Regions from separate parts of the Homo sapiens genome. Here region 1 is linked to region 2. Evidence: chromatin loops called from intact Hi-C (ENCODE). Cell type or tissue: PC-3. All regions are shown on one strand.

Region 1 (8,000 bases), 370 kb before region 2:
ATATGACTACTTAGATTTAACCTAATTAAGATTTTAAAAATTAAAAATTCAGTTTTTAATTTGCACTACGCTTATTTCAAGTGCTCAATAGACAACCATACTGGGCATTGCAAATGAAGAACATTTTCATCACTGCATATAGCTGTATCAGGCAGCCCTGGGGTAGACTATGGTGCCCTTAGTGCAGTATTCTCATATCAAAAACATTTTTGCAGAGGCCCGGGTACTGTCTCTCACATCACCCCCAAAAAGGTTTATTTTCAAAATATTTCCAGGCTCCCCTTGATATTCCATTACGGATTTGAACATACGTATTTTTAATGCGTACCACTGACTTTATTTTTAAAGTTTAGTATCTATTAGAAAAAGGAGTATTTTCTGCATGTGGGTGTGCATGTATCTGTCTTTACAACAATTACTTTAAAACATCAAGAACTGCCTTCAACTTGTATGTCTAAGTATAATAGCTAAAAACATAGTGCAAGTCCTAACTGTGGTAACTAGCTGAGTAATTGGAAAAGTGATTTGAGCAGTTTCCTCAACTGTAAAGTGGAGATAAAATAGTAAATATCCCCATGAGATTATTGGATTAAGCAAGACAGTGTTTACAATGTACTAATATGGTCTCCAACACATAGTAAGAATGTAATTAATGTAAATTATTGTTACATTGATAAAAACATAAATGCCATTATATTTGAATTAGACTTTGTATGGCAGAATTACATTTTCTCAAGGCCAATATTATACATACCTGGGGGATCCCTGTCTAAGACAAACTGAAATGATATCCTCAGTAATGGTGCTAATCAATATACTGTTCTTTTTCTCCCCTTGAATTGGCTTTAAATGTTCACCAGGTAATTAATCCAAATCAATAATTAAGAAGATTCTGAATGACAGGAGCAATAACACTGATTAGATTAAGATAAATACTCTGGAGTAGGTATCAGTTGATACCATTTTAAACGTGACTCTTAACTGTTTGGACAGATGACAAAAGTACCTTGGGAAAACAGAGATGAATTAGATTTATCCAGCAACATAACAATGTATGTATATGAACACTTCATGTATTATGTATCTTAACATAACGATTGATGGTAATATACTTTTTAGTGATTATTTTTAATCAAATTATTGCATACTAAAAAAGTTCCTTCAGGACAAAAATGCATGATTTTATGGTTCCTTATAATTGAAAAAAGGAATTTACAAGCTTTTGCTTTAAAAAGAAGAGGAAACATCGGTTGTACTGACCAGGAGTCTCAGTTTAATGATTGGTTCCTTTCTTAACATTTTCATCTGAGGTCAAATCTCTGAGAAACAACAAACATGTAGTCATTTTCTCAAGTGTGGAGAAGACCGAAGAGGAAAAAATTTTGAGGGACACTTCACGGCAGGTACACACCAGCTCACGTCATGCCATAACATGGCATGGGGGAAAGAAAATGGCCTATTGGTGGGGTGAAGGGGCAGTGCTGTGGGGACTTGAGCCACCACTGATCCACTGTGGACAGATGCCTTGGTGCACATTTCAGCAAGGCTGGCACAGGTAAGTAGCCACCCAGGACAGAGTCCTCTCCAGCCCTACCCCCAAATAATGTAGCACTCTCTGAACCCATTGTAATTCACTTGCATTCTCATGGAAAGGAAGAACCCTGAATTGGCCAAGATTAACCCTCCACCACACTGGCTGAATTACAGAATTTGGACCACACAACTCATAATCAACCTGTATTTCTTGAACATCTGGATTTGCAGTCTAAGATCCTTATCCTTTACATATGTCAGGATGTAGGATTATGATATCATTTAGTGGTCCTGGTTTACAAGACAGTGGTTCTCAAACTTTGAGTGCTTCTCAACCCATAGTGTAGTCACAGTCATGAGAGAGAGCTTACAAAACTACTGAGGTCTGGTTGAATCCCAGTCATTCTGATTAATTGGTCAGTGATGCAACCTGAGTATTAGGAATTAAAGAGCACCCCTAGATGAGCGTAACGTGCAGTCACAATTAAGCACCAGTATTCTAAGTTAAATTTTATATTTTATTTTTTGAGAGGTCTTAAAGTCTTGAAAAAAATAAACATCAATAGCTTCAGATAGGAAGGTCTCTGGATATCATTGGTGGCTTTAGGCATAGGTACTGATGTAGGATTTAAGAGCTGGGTGATGCAGGTCCTCTCGCTCGCCACTGTCTCTCTGTGTTGGGAATTCAGTTTTTTGGTCTCTTGCCTGAAATGCAAATATAAAATATAGCTAGGGGCAGACAGAAGCAAGGTGAGGTTGGCATATCCTCAAGTCATTCTTTTCTTCTCATACCCAGAATCAGTGAAGAGAAAAGCCACATTTCTCCCTAGTGACCAAGGAAGCTTAATGTCACCTTGAGTGCAAGAATATTAGCCATAGAAACCTTTGCAAATAAATGTCAGGAGAAGCTTTTAAGCCAAAGTTCATTCTCTGCCAATTTGATTTCACACAAGCTAGATAGGAATAAACTTTCTCTCTAAGTGGTAAATACATACAATTGGAGTGGTATCTAAGAATGCTGAATTTCAAAATTAGAGCAATTATTCAGGAAACTTAGGAACCCAAATCAGTTTACATGGAAGTGTGTGAACATACTAATTAAAACATTTCCAGGTATTTTTTATTCCTAGACAGTATAAACTTAGAAATAATATGATAATTAACAAAGATGTTCCTGAATAAAATCTATCTAACCCTGAAAATTTGCCTTGCTTGTTAATTCAAAGACTTCTAAGAGGAACATAATACAGTTAGCTTTTGGGCTATGATAATATCCAGTCACTATCAAAATTGGTTGTTGCATTTTTTCTACCTTTTCTTTTGCTTGTGCATATTTTTAAAATGCAGTCAATTACTAGTTGCGATATTGTGGATTTCCTTGAGCAGAAATTGAATGCAAATGCCTGGTGAACATTATCAGATCAAAATCCCACTGAATCATCAGGACAAACTGGACTGGATTTGTTACTATGTGATTCTGAATAAAACTATTCAAATTTCCAAAATAGATTGTATACAAAGATAGTTTTATAACCGCATTTCATTTAGACATGATAATCTAACCCTAGAGATTAGAGTGCTTTTTAATCACAATTGTCTCATGAAAAGAAAGCAAAGGATGGGACAGAGGAGGATTTAAACAAAGAAAGCCTGCTTTCAGAAAAACCGTTTTAAAAACACATATCAAAACATAATTCAAAACACTGCTTTAAAACTATTTCAATAAATACAAGGTGCACCAAAATTAGCTCATTTTTATTCTCTTTTTCTAAAGAAAAAGTACAATCAATAATTCTCAGACCAGAATAACATAATGGATAAAAAAAGGGGAACAGATTGTTTTATTTTCTTCTGCAACACAACATTGCAGTCTCACAGTCAAAAAGACAGCATCTAGGTGTGGGTGTATAATTGAGTTAGTTAATCAGGCCTTCCATGTTGCTATCCTCTTTGATGCACATTTAAGTGCAGAAATATAAGTAATGTGTTCTAGAAGAAAAGCAATTGAAAAAGGTAGAATGGTTAAATGCCATTTTCGGTTACTGATGATAAATGAATTGTAATTTTTAAAGTACATCGCAGAGAAGATCAATCTGATGACTCATATGAAATGTTTCACCTAGATTCAAAGAGTTCCTAAAGAAACTTCAAAGTCTGTTCCGCTGTCAATTACAACAGTTTCACTATTGGCTAACCCTACCCTCTACTGCACAGCAGAAATATGTCTGCATACATAAATACTTTGGTCAGCACCTGGTCAGTACAAAACCAAACAAATTACCATCAATGAAAGAAAAAGAAAAAAAAATGGCAGATACCTTTGCTGCTTCTAAAACCCTGAGAGGTATCCCAGCATGTCTCAGTAACTGCAAATGGTTCTCGGCTAACACAACCCAACAAGAACTAGTGGAAAGACTCACCAACGAAGCAATTCTTTGTTTTTCTCCAATGGAACTATTTCTTACTACCAACACACACTTAAAGAAACCCTACCATCTTGTTGTCTAAAGTTTTGTGTACCATCAAAATGCTGGGCTAAAAAAAAAAATACCCGGGGTTTTAATAGAGGATTATTTATATAGCTAGCTTGTGATAAAAAATTGTACTCCTATGACTAGAATCAGTTGTATTTTACATCATTCATATGTAAATAATGGATTTACATCCAGATTTACTAACATTAATATTTAAAATGTGGAATCACCAATTAAGTATTATAAGTCTTATCATAACCTCCCAAAACAAAGACAAAACCAAACATAATTTCATAACTTTATTTTAATGAAAGTGTTGAGTATCCCAAATTGGTTCATTGTAAGTATTTTATATAAGAACACAATGGGTTTGGAACACTTTCACTCTAGAGAGAACTATATCATAAATTCCTATAATATTTTCTATTTGATGGTGAACTTTATGTTAGTTGCACTTTGTATTTTCATACTTAGATGGAAGGAATATGGGAGCCCTCTGGTGGCCAATATTAAAGTGCTTATTAGTACAACCCAAATTCCCCTAGCCTGGGACCTCAGGAGCAAAGGTGGATAGAAGGAATGGAAGGCATCTAAGTTGGAATAAGTGAGGGTACACACATACCACACCCATGTGTATTCCAGTTTTTAAGGCAGTATATTTAGTGGTCATTTCAGGTTCAAGGTTAAACTTTCATATATGAGGGATAACAAAGAAATTGAAATTCAGACAATAAATAGATGTGATGTTGACAACAGCTAGGGGGAGAAATATGGAAATTTCATAATATTAACAGATACGGTTATTAATAGATACAATTAATTTGTTTTTATATTTCTCATCATTTGTAGAGTAGCTTGTTAATATCTCTCACTACACAAATGACATTAAAGAAGAAATGAGAGACTTTAGGAAATAAATTAGCTCCTAAAACTGATTCCTAACCAAAAAAAATAATAATAATTTGATGTCATTCATGAAACAGCACCTTTGTGACTTAGAAGTGTTTATGCACTTCTAAAGTGATTAGTTTTTTCCAAGGGAGATAATTATTCCCTCTAAAGTACTAAGTCATGGCAATTTCAGTGATGAAACTTAGCAAATTTTTAACAGATGTTAACATTCTGACTGCTTTCAAACTGCAAGTTTCCCTTTATCTTCCATCAAGCAACCAAATTATATCTAACTATTAAATTAGCATACACCAGCCAACACACTTCTTCATACAATGCAAGAATATGGGGACGTTTAGGATAGAATATTTAGGATATAGTTATTTTGTCTCACTTTAGAATGTGTCTTCATTTATAGGTCATCAAATGGAAACACAGAACATGTGTTTGTGTTTACAGATGTGTTAACTATCACAATTGCCACAATAATGCAAAAGATATTAAATTTAGGGCATTAACTTTATATGATGAAATTCACATTGAATAAACAAACACTATATAAATATTTATTTAAATATGCACTTCATTCTCAGTTATTGCAGAAAAATAAAAATAATTATACATTACTAAGTTGTTCTTTGAGATCAGGAGTATCACATGTATGATATTTTCCAAGATCACTTAAATCTAGAATATTGGTGCAAAATAATTACTGCAGATGTGAATAATACATCCTCGTTAACAATTCATTACTTGTTGGTCAATTTCAGAACTTGATTTCATGGGGTCAATGGTTCTTCATTAATTTGAAGTATAATAATTACTGACCATTTTAAAGGCTTTAGACTTAGAAGTGCAAGAGCATTATAAAGGCAGAGGAATTCTAGCCATAAGTAATTTTGATTAATGAAAATGATTTTAAGGAGTATATAATTTCTCTTTTAAAATTATAACATTCTCTTAAAGACATAATACGTTGGATAAAATTTTTGGTATTTTGTCTTCCAATGATCATCATGATCAACAACAAAATTTTGGCACCATGTAATAATTTTCTTAAATTTCAGTGTACACAGGAATCACTTGGGAGGCTTATTGGATCCCCAAGCTCCATACCCAGTAATTCTCATTTAGTCTTACTGGTCTTACTGTGTACCTGCCTTATGCCATAAGCAGTTGCACACCTACCCAGACTCATCAATATCACCTTCACAGTATAACTCACATCTGTCACACCTGAGAGGCATTTGTTACATACTATGGGGGCAACACTTTTTCATTTTTATTTTTAAATATCCCTCTTCACACTCTCTGGAATATCAGGCAAGTCCTAGGTTCCACTGAAGAAAAAGGAATTATACAAACCCATTACTCATAGAGGGTTCCTTAGGGGTGTGTGCCATAGTACTGTACACTCAAAGGCTGTTCCTTTAGAAGTTCTCATCGATAATGCCTAAATAGGTGGACCCATAGTTCTTGCAAGTTAAAGTTGTTGACAAAATGCTTGCCAAATGAAAGAATGCAAGATTTTTAGCAAAGAAAGAAGCCCCAGACAAAACGATTCACCAGCACAAACAAAAGAATTTCCTGCCACACAAATGGGCAGGACACCAAACCACTGCTATGTCCTGGTACAGGAAACACCCAAGCAATCTTTATAATTTATTCTGTTATAATATATTCTGAATCCCAGCTTCAAAGAATGAGGCACAGATGCAGGACCTGGGGGAGGCTTTAGCATGCAGATTGACTTAAGGGAAGGTAATTATAGATAAGAATCCACATACCTCAGAACATTCAGAACAGAAAAGACATCTTCCAGTCAAAGAATAACTACATTTCCTTGCAGCACTCTGGCTCTCAAAACAAAAGGTCAACCACCCCATGGGAAGGGTCCTTGTGCTCACTCACAACCTATGAATGACAATCCCACAGTCCTAAATCTTTGATGAGGTGTTTAAATACAATCTGTATCCAATTCCGATGAAAAGCTTCATGTCCACTCAAGGTTACCTAACCATTTGTTCACTAATTCTCAAGGAAAATAAATAAATTTGTGAAACATAAATCTTACAAAGCAAATAGACCTAAATCCACATTTCTAAATTTGAAACATCATTCAGAAAATGGAAATTCTTAAGTACAGGTAAATCTTAGAAGAGACGTGGAGACAGAAATTTCCTGGATGGTGAGTGGCCTGAGGAGAAGCACGAGTGGACCCAGAATGGGAATAAAAATAGAAATAAGCGAGAAGTGAGGAAGAAATACAGAAATAACCCAGCAAAGGCAAAGTAGAAATAACATGCAGAAGAAGAGATCAGATCATCAAACACAAAGGCAAGTGGAAGAGGGATATCCATCTGAGCTTGGAAGTAAAATGACTTAAATGAGGATAGAAAAAATAGGACGAGTAGTCGAATTACAAAGAAACACAAAATCCACAGGAGTAACTGCTACTATTTGTCAGAGGGGTATTATTTCAAATTAGAATGACAACATTCAAATTAATCTGCAGACTGAAAAGGAAATTGCACATTTTGGTATGTCTGAGAGAAGGAATTCTTCCTCCCTTAGCTGATGCCATCAAGGAGACTTCTGGTTTTCATTTTCCAGTGCAGCATAACAAATGACCACAAACAAGATGTTTAAAGTAACATCTACTCATGATCTCACAGCTCTGCAGATCAGGAGTCTGGGCACAACTTAGGTGGGTATTCCACTCAGGAGGCTGACATGAAGGTGCATGTCTGGCTGCATTCTCATCTGGAGACTTGAACGGGGTAGACTTTACCTCCCAGCAACCACAGGTTGTTTGTGGAATTCATTTCCTTGTGGCTATAGGATGTATGGAAACTTGCTTCTTCAAAGCCAGGAAAGGAGGGCGAGAGTCTCTGCTGCTTTGAAGCTCTAACTCCAGGGAAGGCCTGGCTTTTCCTTTAAAGGGCTTACCTGATTAGGTCAACCCCACCCAGTAAAATTTCTCTTTTGATTAGCTCAAAACAAAAGGCTAGGGACTTAATGCTTCTGCAAAAATCCTTTCACCTTTGTGTATAAGTTAACAAAATCACTGGAGTGACATTCTATCACTTTTGTCATATTGTA
Region 2 (8,000 bases):
GAGTCCTAGGAAACTAATGTATTGTGGATTCAATTGACCCGTAAGAAATTGCAGATGTTCAACTGCTTTGAGCCACACAAACAGCAATATTATAGGATTCATCCTACCATGTTATGAGCTTGTAAGAGGAAAACTTTGTCAGAGAAAGCTTCTGTGAGGAATTTCTAGTGGAACTGAAATCTAGAAAACAAGTAGAATTTGATGGAGTTCAAGAGAAAAAGAGGAAGAAAGGGGAACCCAGCAGAGGGCCAGCAGAGGGCCGGCAGAGGTGGGGGAGGCACAGAGGTTCTGAGGCAGAGGGTGCAGATGTTTCCAAGCAACTGAAGGATGTGACTGGAACCCGGTGTGGGGATAGAGCTAGCTGAGGCTGGACAGGCAGGGAGGGGCCAAAAAAAGGCCTCTGAGCCTAGATTGAAGATTGAGATTTTGACCAGGCATGGCAGCTCGCACCTGTAGTCCCGGCTACTCAGGAGGCTGAGGCAAGAGGATCCCTTGAGCCCAGGAGTTTGAGGCCAGCCTGGGCAACATTGCAAGATCCCATATCTTTAAAAAAGAAAAGTTTATATTTTTGTTTTTGTTTGTTAAAACAAAAGTTTTTTTGTTTGTTTGTTAAAAGCAGTGGGTAGCCAGGTGTGGTGGTGCATGCTTATAATTCCAGCGACTCAGGAAACTGAGGCTTGAACCAGAAGGCAGAGGTTGCGGTGAGCCAAGATCGCACCACTGCACTCCAGCCTGGGAGACAGAGCAAGACTCCATCTCAAAAAAAAAAAAAAAAAAGAGAGAGAGAGGAAGAAAAAGGCAGTGGAATGCCATTGAAAAGTTTTAAGACAGAGCGTGAGAAATGGCAATAACCGCAGAATGAAGAGCAGATTAGAAAGAGCTGAAGCAGATGGAGAAAGCACTGCAGGAAATGCAGGAACCCAGTGGTGCATTGGCCAGGGAGGCACTGGTGGGGATGCAGGCAGTGGGCAGGCCTAGAGGCTTTTAGGAAAGAACTCTGTGTTCTCATTTCAATGATATGTCCCAATTAATATACCATTTGCCCTTGTGTCTGTTTGAAGACATTGAATTCTCATAAAATATGCATACCAGTCCTGATACATCTAGAGCCCCCAAGTCAACTCTTCTGACCACGTGTGTCTATTCTGCTGCCCGTGAAGTCTCGTGGAGTAGAAGTAGTGCCTTCATTTTTTTTCTTATTTCTCTCTTTGCTCTATACCTTGTGTTTCCGAGCACTCTGTTCCTATATCTGCCAGAGTGGCCATTCTATTTTATTATCATTGTCTCTTTATAGAACTATCTACCCAGTTATACTGTGGGCTCCGTGAGGGCGAGTGCAGTGACTTATTTCTTTTTATATCCCCTGAGCTTAGCACAGAACCTGACCTGTAAGATTTGATTTATAAGTGACAGTATCAATGTATAAATAAATGAGTCAGCAAATGCATGAATTAACAATACTTTATTTCTGCTCTGTCTTATCACCTTTGGCCTGATATACCTGCCTTACACTCTGATCTGATCTAATAGATTAACTGCTTTTTCTACTTCTGCTCTATTTACCACTGACAAGTATTTTTCTACTAGTTGTATCAACTTTTAGAAAACAAGACTCTTCCTGGTAAATCTCTTTACTCGTGTGTGGAATCATTTTTCTAACTGTGTACCTCTCACAGAGATGCTACTACTTTTTGTTTTGTGTCTTTGGGAGCTAATTCCTTACCATTGTCATCATCATAACCATGGAACTGTTGAGAACGTGCCATTTTGCACACATTACTGCGTTGAGCACTCCAGTTAGGAAGGGAGGAAGGCAACGAACAGCAGTGACTCCTTCTCCAAATAAGATTACCATCTAAGACAGAAAAACCAAAGGCTACCCACAAAATCAAATCAGACTTACAAATGGCTAAGGTAAATGTTTATGTTACACAAAACAAAAACATAAGAGCGATTTCTGCAGCCTAATAAGAAAACCAGAAATCAGGATGTATAATCTCATCATGAGCTCACAACCAATAGGATAGTTGAGTCATCCATCATATTGAAATGGGAATGTTTCCCCAAAAAGAAGCCCTCCTGTTCTCCTTAGCCAATTTGTATTTCCACATATAGGAGGGATGCATTGCCATCTCTCTTCCTGTTTTAAAAGCTCTCTTGGCCTCTAATTCTTATCTTTCCATAATTCCTAAAACAAATTATAGAGTAAAACCATACCCAACAAGGAGGTAAATGAGTGGATGATTTTTGAAACCCACCCCCCAAATCCCTCCAAAAAGGCAGCCTGAATTACATGTACTCTTTGAAAGGCATCAGTGTTAAAAGATGCAGTTTGGGAAGCCGGGACAGAAGACAGGGCAGACGTGGGGAAGGGTGTTCCACTCTGCAGAAGGTCCTGGAGAAGGGGAGAGGTAAACAGAAGTAAAGAGGGACTCCAAGAGACGTCGGCACTGGGAGAGAAAAAGAGAGCATAGGAAAGTATAGCATGAATTCTGGAAGCCACAGTCCACCTTTGTAGTATCTTAGTTCAGCCTTGTTCCAGTTTATGATGTTAAACCTGAGCTTCCCTGAAACTCAATTTGTAGAAATATAAATATACACTCTTAAATAAATCCATTTGATTGTCATTCCTCACAAAGATATCATATGGCATTTAAGTTCGTCGTGTCCAAGCATGTTTGCAGCCAAATGGAAAACTCGCTGCATGGACCAAATGTGGTATTTGTGTTTTGAGCTTTTCTGTTTTAATCTGCTAGGCGACATAACCAATTTTCCTGCCATTGTCTCTCTTTACAAATGCTACTACTTAGTATGATTCTGTAGTTAATTTTTTTTAAATTTTTCATGGTTTTTAAAAATTTTTAATTCTAGCGTTAGGCATGTGTAAACAAATTTTATTGTTTAAATATGCAAGTAATAGTAAACCATTAAAAATGTCTGAGATGAAAAGAGACTTGTCTTTGGGAATAAAATGACATAAAGTTTTCCTTGAATTTTTTTCTGGTTTAGTTTTTTTGTTGTTAAGTTTTGTTTTTGTTTTTTCTGTTAACTCAAAAGTTTTAGCTCATAGAGCAATTTATGGCGGGCAAGAGAGGTATACTTGGTAGGCCTTTGCTGCCATCTACTGGCATTTCATGTAATTACTTATTGCTTCCATTCTAAAACTAATTTTGTGTAACGTATATAATAGTATTATAGGTTCCCCCTTTTTTTCTTCTTTCCAATTTTTCTTTAGTTAAAGCAAAGTGAAGCAAATGCGGACACCAAAGAAAAGCTCCCTTTACGCCTGCGAATCTTTGAAAAATTTCCAAACAGACCTCAAATGGTGAAAATCTCAAAGCTTCCTTCAGATTTTACAGTTCCTAAAATCAGGTACCAAAATACTTCTTTAATTGCATATTTCACATATATTGTAAAAGATTCATCATCTTAAATCTGATTTAACCCTTCTTTTAAGTATATGTGGGTTGGGTTTCTTTCTATTTTATTGTCATCTTTCTACTACCTCTACCTCTATTTAAAATAAATAAATAAATAAACAACTTTGACTCTTTTAAGCAATGTATTCACAGAAGAGTCACTTTATAACTGCAGTAGCCTAAGCAAGAAGGCTGCTTCCCATCGCTTCTCTCTGGGATGACTCCTCGGGAATGGGACATCCCAGGAAACTGGAGAAGCTGCTCAGTGTTGCAGGGATGGCAGGTAGACATCAATCTCAGACCCCAACCGTATGAGACTAAAATTGCCTCTGTGGCCCTTTTATTTTCAAGCAAACAGGGAAACCACAGCTGGCCCAGTTTGTGTACTACTACAGTGTTTATGGAGCCTACCATGTCAGGTTACCATATATAATTTGCCTTCCACTTTTTAAAAGAAGAACCGTGGCGTTTTTCCACTCATACTGATTTGATTTTCTACCACGTTTGCCCTCCAGTTAAGCAAATGCATAAAAGATGCTTTAAACACCTATTTTTAATAATAAAAGGAAATTCTTCTAGTTATAGCTCAAGAAATTACAAACAGAATTACAGTAATATGTTACTAGCTTTAAAAATAATTCTGTGGGGGGTTATAAAAGTATGAGACTATATATGGTGCCATAATATTTAAAATTCGGGTAGAAATATATTTGCATTTCTAATTTTAAAAAACAAAATTAATTGAATTTGGTAATTTGAAGAGACGTTACTTGAATTTTCGTTATGCTTTGAAGATCAGATGAACGCACTTGCTTTTGAGTCTTAAAATGTAAAATTCTCTCTTAGTCATTCTTATGATAAATGGACATTTAGAGAGAGCAACTAATTCTTCCAAGTCTTAGAGGGGGAAAAAAAGTGTTTTATTACCACAATAAGATTCAAAAAACTGGGCTGGGTGCGGTGGCTCACACCTGTAATCCCAGCACTTTGGGAGGCCGAACCGGGCAGATCACCTGAGGTCGGGAGTTCGAGACCAGCCTGACCAACATGGAGAAATCCCATCTCTAGTAAAAATACAAAATTAGCTGGGCGTGGTGGCGCATGCCTGTAATCCCAGCTACTCTGGAGGCTGAGGCAGGAGAATTGCTTAAACTCGGGAGGCGGAGGTTGTGGTGAGCTGAGATTGCACCATTGCACTCCAGCCTGGGCAACAAGAGTGAAACTCCGTCTCAAAAAAAAAAAAGATTCAAAAAACTACCATCGGTTACTGAGTAATATTGCTTGAAAGTTATTTCAAGGATATTGCTTTTTAAGCAGGAGTCACTGAGTTTCAGGAAGCTGTTGCTAATGAAATATTTTAGTCATGATCTAGTTTTCTATGATCTTTTATCACTGCTTTATCTTTGCTCAAGCAAACTCATCATTGCAAAATGCTGTCACTTGCTCCCTTCCACTAATAATGCCTGATGCACATATACTTCATTTGCAAAGGGAGAGTTTTATGAAGCAGTTTATTGACCGCCAGCAACAGGACACATGTTGCCTCCTGAGAAGCCTCCCGACCACCTCTTCCTCCTCCTGCGACCACTCCAAACGCTCAGCAATTGAGGACAACAAATACATCGACCAAAAAGTAAGATCTGCTGTTTCGAATAACCAGGCTTCTAAAAAGCATCTATGTTTGAGAAAAGAACCGCAGAGTTCTTTAGGGTCCTGGAATCCAATTTCTCAAGAGAATAATGAAAATAAAATGATTTCATTTGTAAAAGATATCATGAAACCTAACATTTTTTACTCTATGCATTGAAATTTTGCATTTGCCCGTGTAAGCTTTTGAGCTGCGCCACGTGGCAGCCATGCGACTTTGTAAACATCAAGAGCCTCCCAAATCTGCATTTTCTCAGGTGCGGAATAAAGGGCTGGGATCTCCAAGGCTCAGTCCAGGTGTAATGACCTGCCATCTCCTGCAAGTACAACTGCTTATGTCTACTTATTACATCAGAGAGGATACGAGAGCATGTTTCTCTAAAATCGGTCGAAAGAATTGCCATTTATTCAATGCTTAGTATGTGGCAGGAACTTAGGTGCAAGAGCTTATTCATGTTCTAGTTTACCTATTTCTTTATCATTTGAAAAGTAGAAGGGAAAATTTTTTTCAGATTCCACAGCAAAGTATCAGTAGGGAACCACATATAAATAAAGCAAATTTAGGTAATAATTTTAAAGAAATGTACTTTTTCATTTATTCACTTTTAAAAAAAATAATATAAGGGCTGTGTGCCATGGCTCACCCCTGTAATCCCAGCACTTTGGGAGGCCGAGGCGGGTGGATCACTTGAGGTCAGAAGTTCGAGACCAGCTTGGCCAACATGGTGTAACCCCATCTCTACTAAAAATACAAAAGTCAGCTGGGCGTGGTGGTGGATGCCTGTAATCCCAGCTACTCGGGAGGCTGAGGCAGGAGAATCACTCGAACCTAGGAGGCAGAGGTTGCAGTGAGCTGAGATTGTGCCACTGTACTCCAGCCTGGGCAACAGAGTGAGACTCCATCTCAAAAAAAAAAAAAAAAAAAAAGACATAGAATGTATTATCTAGGTATAATAAGTAAACATATTTATATATACACACATAGACATATAAATGTATATGTGTGTATATATGTATGCATAGTATCAAACTATATATATCAGCTTGGTCACATAATCAATGTCAGTTCAGTTAGAAAATGAAAGATTAATAATTGTCCTTTAATATTAAAGAGATTAAACAGTAGAGTTTGCAAAAACATCTAGTTCACTTGCAAGTATTCCACTTTGGCATTCCTAGAGTGTTTTTTATTCCTTTACATTGTTACTGCCCTTTTTCTTTTGCTTATAGTGAAATCCATATTTCTCTATGATCATGTGACAATAAAATGCCAACTGTTTCATCCTCCAGGATCTTCTTTCTCTCCGCTTTCTTTCCCTTCCCACAGGGATGAACCCTTTGGAATTCCCTCACCTTTCTCTTTATCTCGCCTCCCCTTTTTCTCCTCTTTCTTGCCTCCCCTTTTTCCTCCTTTTTCACCTCCCCCTTTTCTCCTCCTCTTTCTCACCTCCCCTCCCCTAATGTGATACTACTCCCGTTTACCTCTCCCCCAGCTCCCAGGTTCTCTGCTGTAGTTCAGTCATGTTGCTCTTGCTGAAAATGATGATGATTTTCTTTGCAGGATGTCTCTTCTTTTTCAAGGATTTCCATGTGTTGATTTTCCTTCAGCCATCTAGAGATGCTATTCTACTATCTTTGCAGAATCCAAGATTGTAAATGACAAGTCTGATGCCAATGTCATTTTTTTTTTAAGTAATTAGCCTTTTGGTTGGTAGACTTGGTTTGCTTGTTTCTTCAGGAAAACTTGTAAGATTTTCTGTGTATCCTTGGAGTTCAGAAGCTTTCTTAGAATATACCTTATATGTCTTTTTTCATCAGAACTGCTCCAACTAGAGTCTTTTCAGCTTGCCAACTAAGATATTTGCTCAGGGAAATTTCCATTTATTTTGCGTTCAATTGTTACTCTTCCATCTGCTTCTCTCTCCCCTGGGATTGCCATCTCTCTATTTTTGTTCTGTGCTTGGTCTTCCAGGACACTAATTAGATTTCAACTGAGGTCATCCTTTGCTTCTAAATTTCTCGTGAAAAATTATGATATGGACATATGACCCTTAACTATCCTTAAAGGCTTGCATATTACCCTTAGCTGTCCTTAGAGGCTTTACTTTTATCTTTTATTTTTATTTTTTTAGAGATGAGATCTTGCTGTGTTGCCCAGGCTGGGGTGCAGTGGCTATTCACAGGCACGGCCATAGTGCACTATAGCCTTGAACTCCTGAGCTCAAGTGATCCTCCTGCCTCAGCCTCCCGAGTAGCCGGGACTATAGGCATGGCCACCATGCCTGGCTTTTTTGATTTTTTTAAATTAAACTTATCACCTCTCTTCTTCACAGTTATAATCCACTCAACACTGTGCATGGGGCATGGAAGCAGAAGGTCATATGTCAGTGGATAAACAAGTGGGAAGATAGTGCCTTGGCTTCAGCCAGTCAGTCTGAAATTGCAGTTTGCGTGGACTAGAAAGCAGGTTGTTTTGTTTTGTTTTGTTTCCAAAGCAGATTGTAAGCCAGAAGTCTGGGCTGTCCTTGTGACCACTTATCTCCAGGAAGAGGATAGAGAGCTGATTTCCATTATGGCCAAAGTCACAAAACCATGACATGCTTTTAAAAATCACTGGTAACACTACCCCACTGGAAACACAAAATTGAAATATGAGTTTATTTTCTCTCTAAAAGGAAATGTGATTGTTTCTCACATTTCCTGAACACAGTATTTTGATTTGGTGAGGACAAAGATAAAAAGAGTCTTGAGAGGCATGTGCCGGGCTGAGGAGGAGTCTAAAGAGAATGTGGCCCGCCCCTCTGTGCGCCCGCCCGAAGCGAACCCTCCCCAGGTACAGTTGGAATAACACGTTTTATCCCATACAACATGTCTTATTGCTCCCACTTGGAAAGTGGAATGTCAAAAACATACTTTTTCTTCATCAGAGGACCC

The links. A loop is a pair of places that touch in the nucleus more often than their neighbours do. Peaks named below come from ENCODE experiments on the same cell type or tissue, not always from the same donor. Only the 100,000 strongest peaks of a DNase experiment are listed, where the experiment ranks them.
Region 1: it touches region 2 in a loop (10-fold over the local background); 14 of 110 quality-filtered maps call a loop at or near these places.

Annotation. Positions count from the first base shown.
Region 1 is chr13:101,511,415-101,519,414 of GRCh38, reverse strand. The region is part of intron 2 of ITGBL1 (integrin subunit beta like 1); the gene reads right to left. Among named protein-coding and RNA genes, the nearest start is that of ITGBL1, 63 kb to the right of the region's middle. In PC-3, a CTCF peak has its summit at 4,535 (motif pointing left); DNase peaks (open chromatin) are centred at 4,524 and 6,524; H3K27ac peaks cover 2,023 bases.
Region 2 is chr13:101,140,132-101,148,131 of GRCh38, reverse strand. It overlaps NALCN (sodium leak channel, non-selective), which reads left to right. Exons shown (of 44, transcript NM_052867.4): 16 at 3,236-3,372; 17 at 4,911-5,052. Among named protein-coding and RNA genes, the nearest start is that of LINC00411, 200 kb to the right of the region's middle. In PC-3, a CTCF peak has its summit at 3,125 (motif pointing left); DNase peaks (open chromatin) are centred at 1,811 and 3,111; H3K4me3 peaks cover 529 bases; H3K27ac peaks cover 1,517 bases.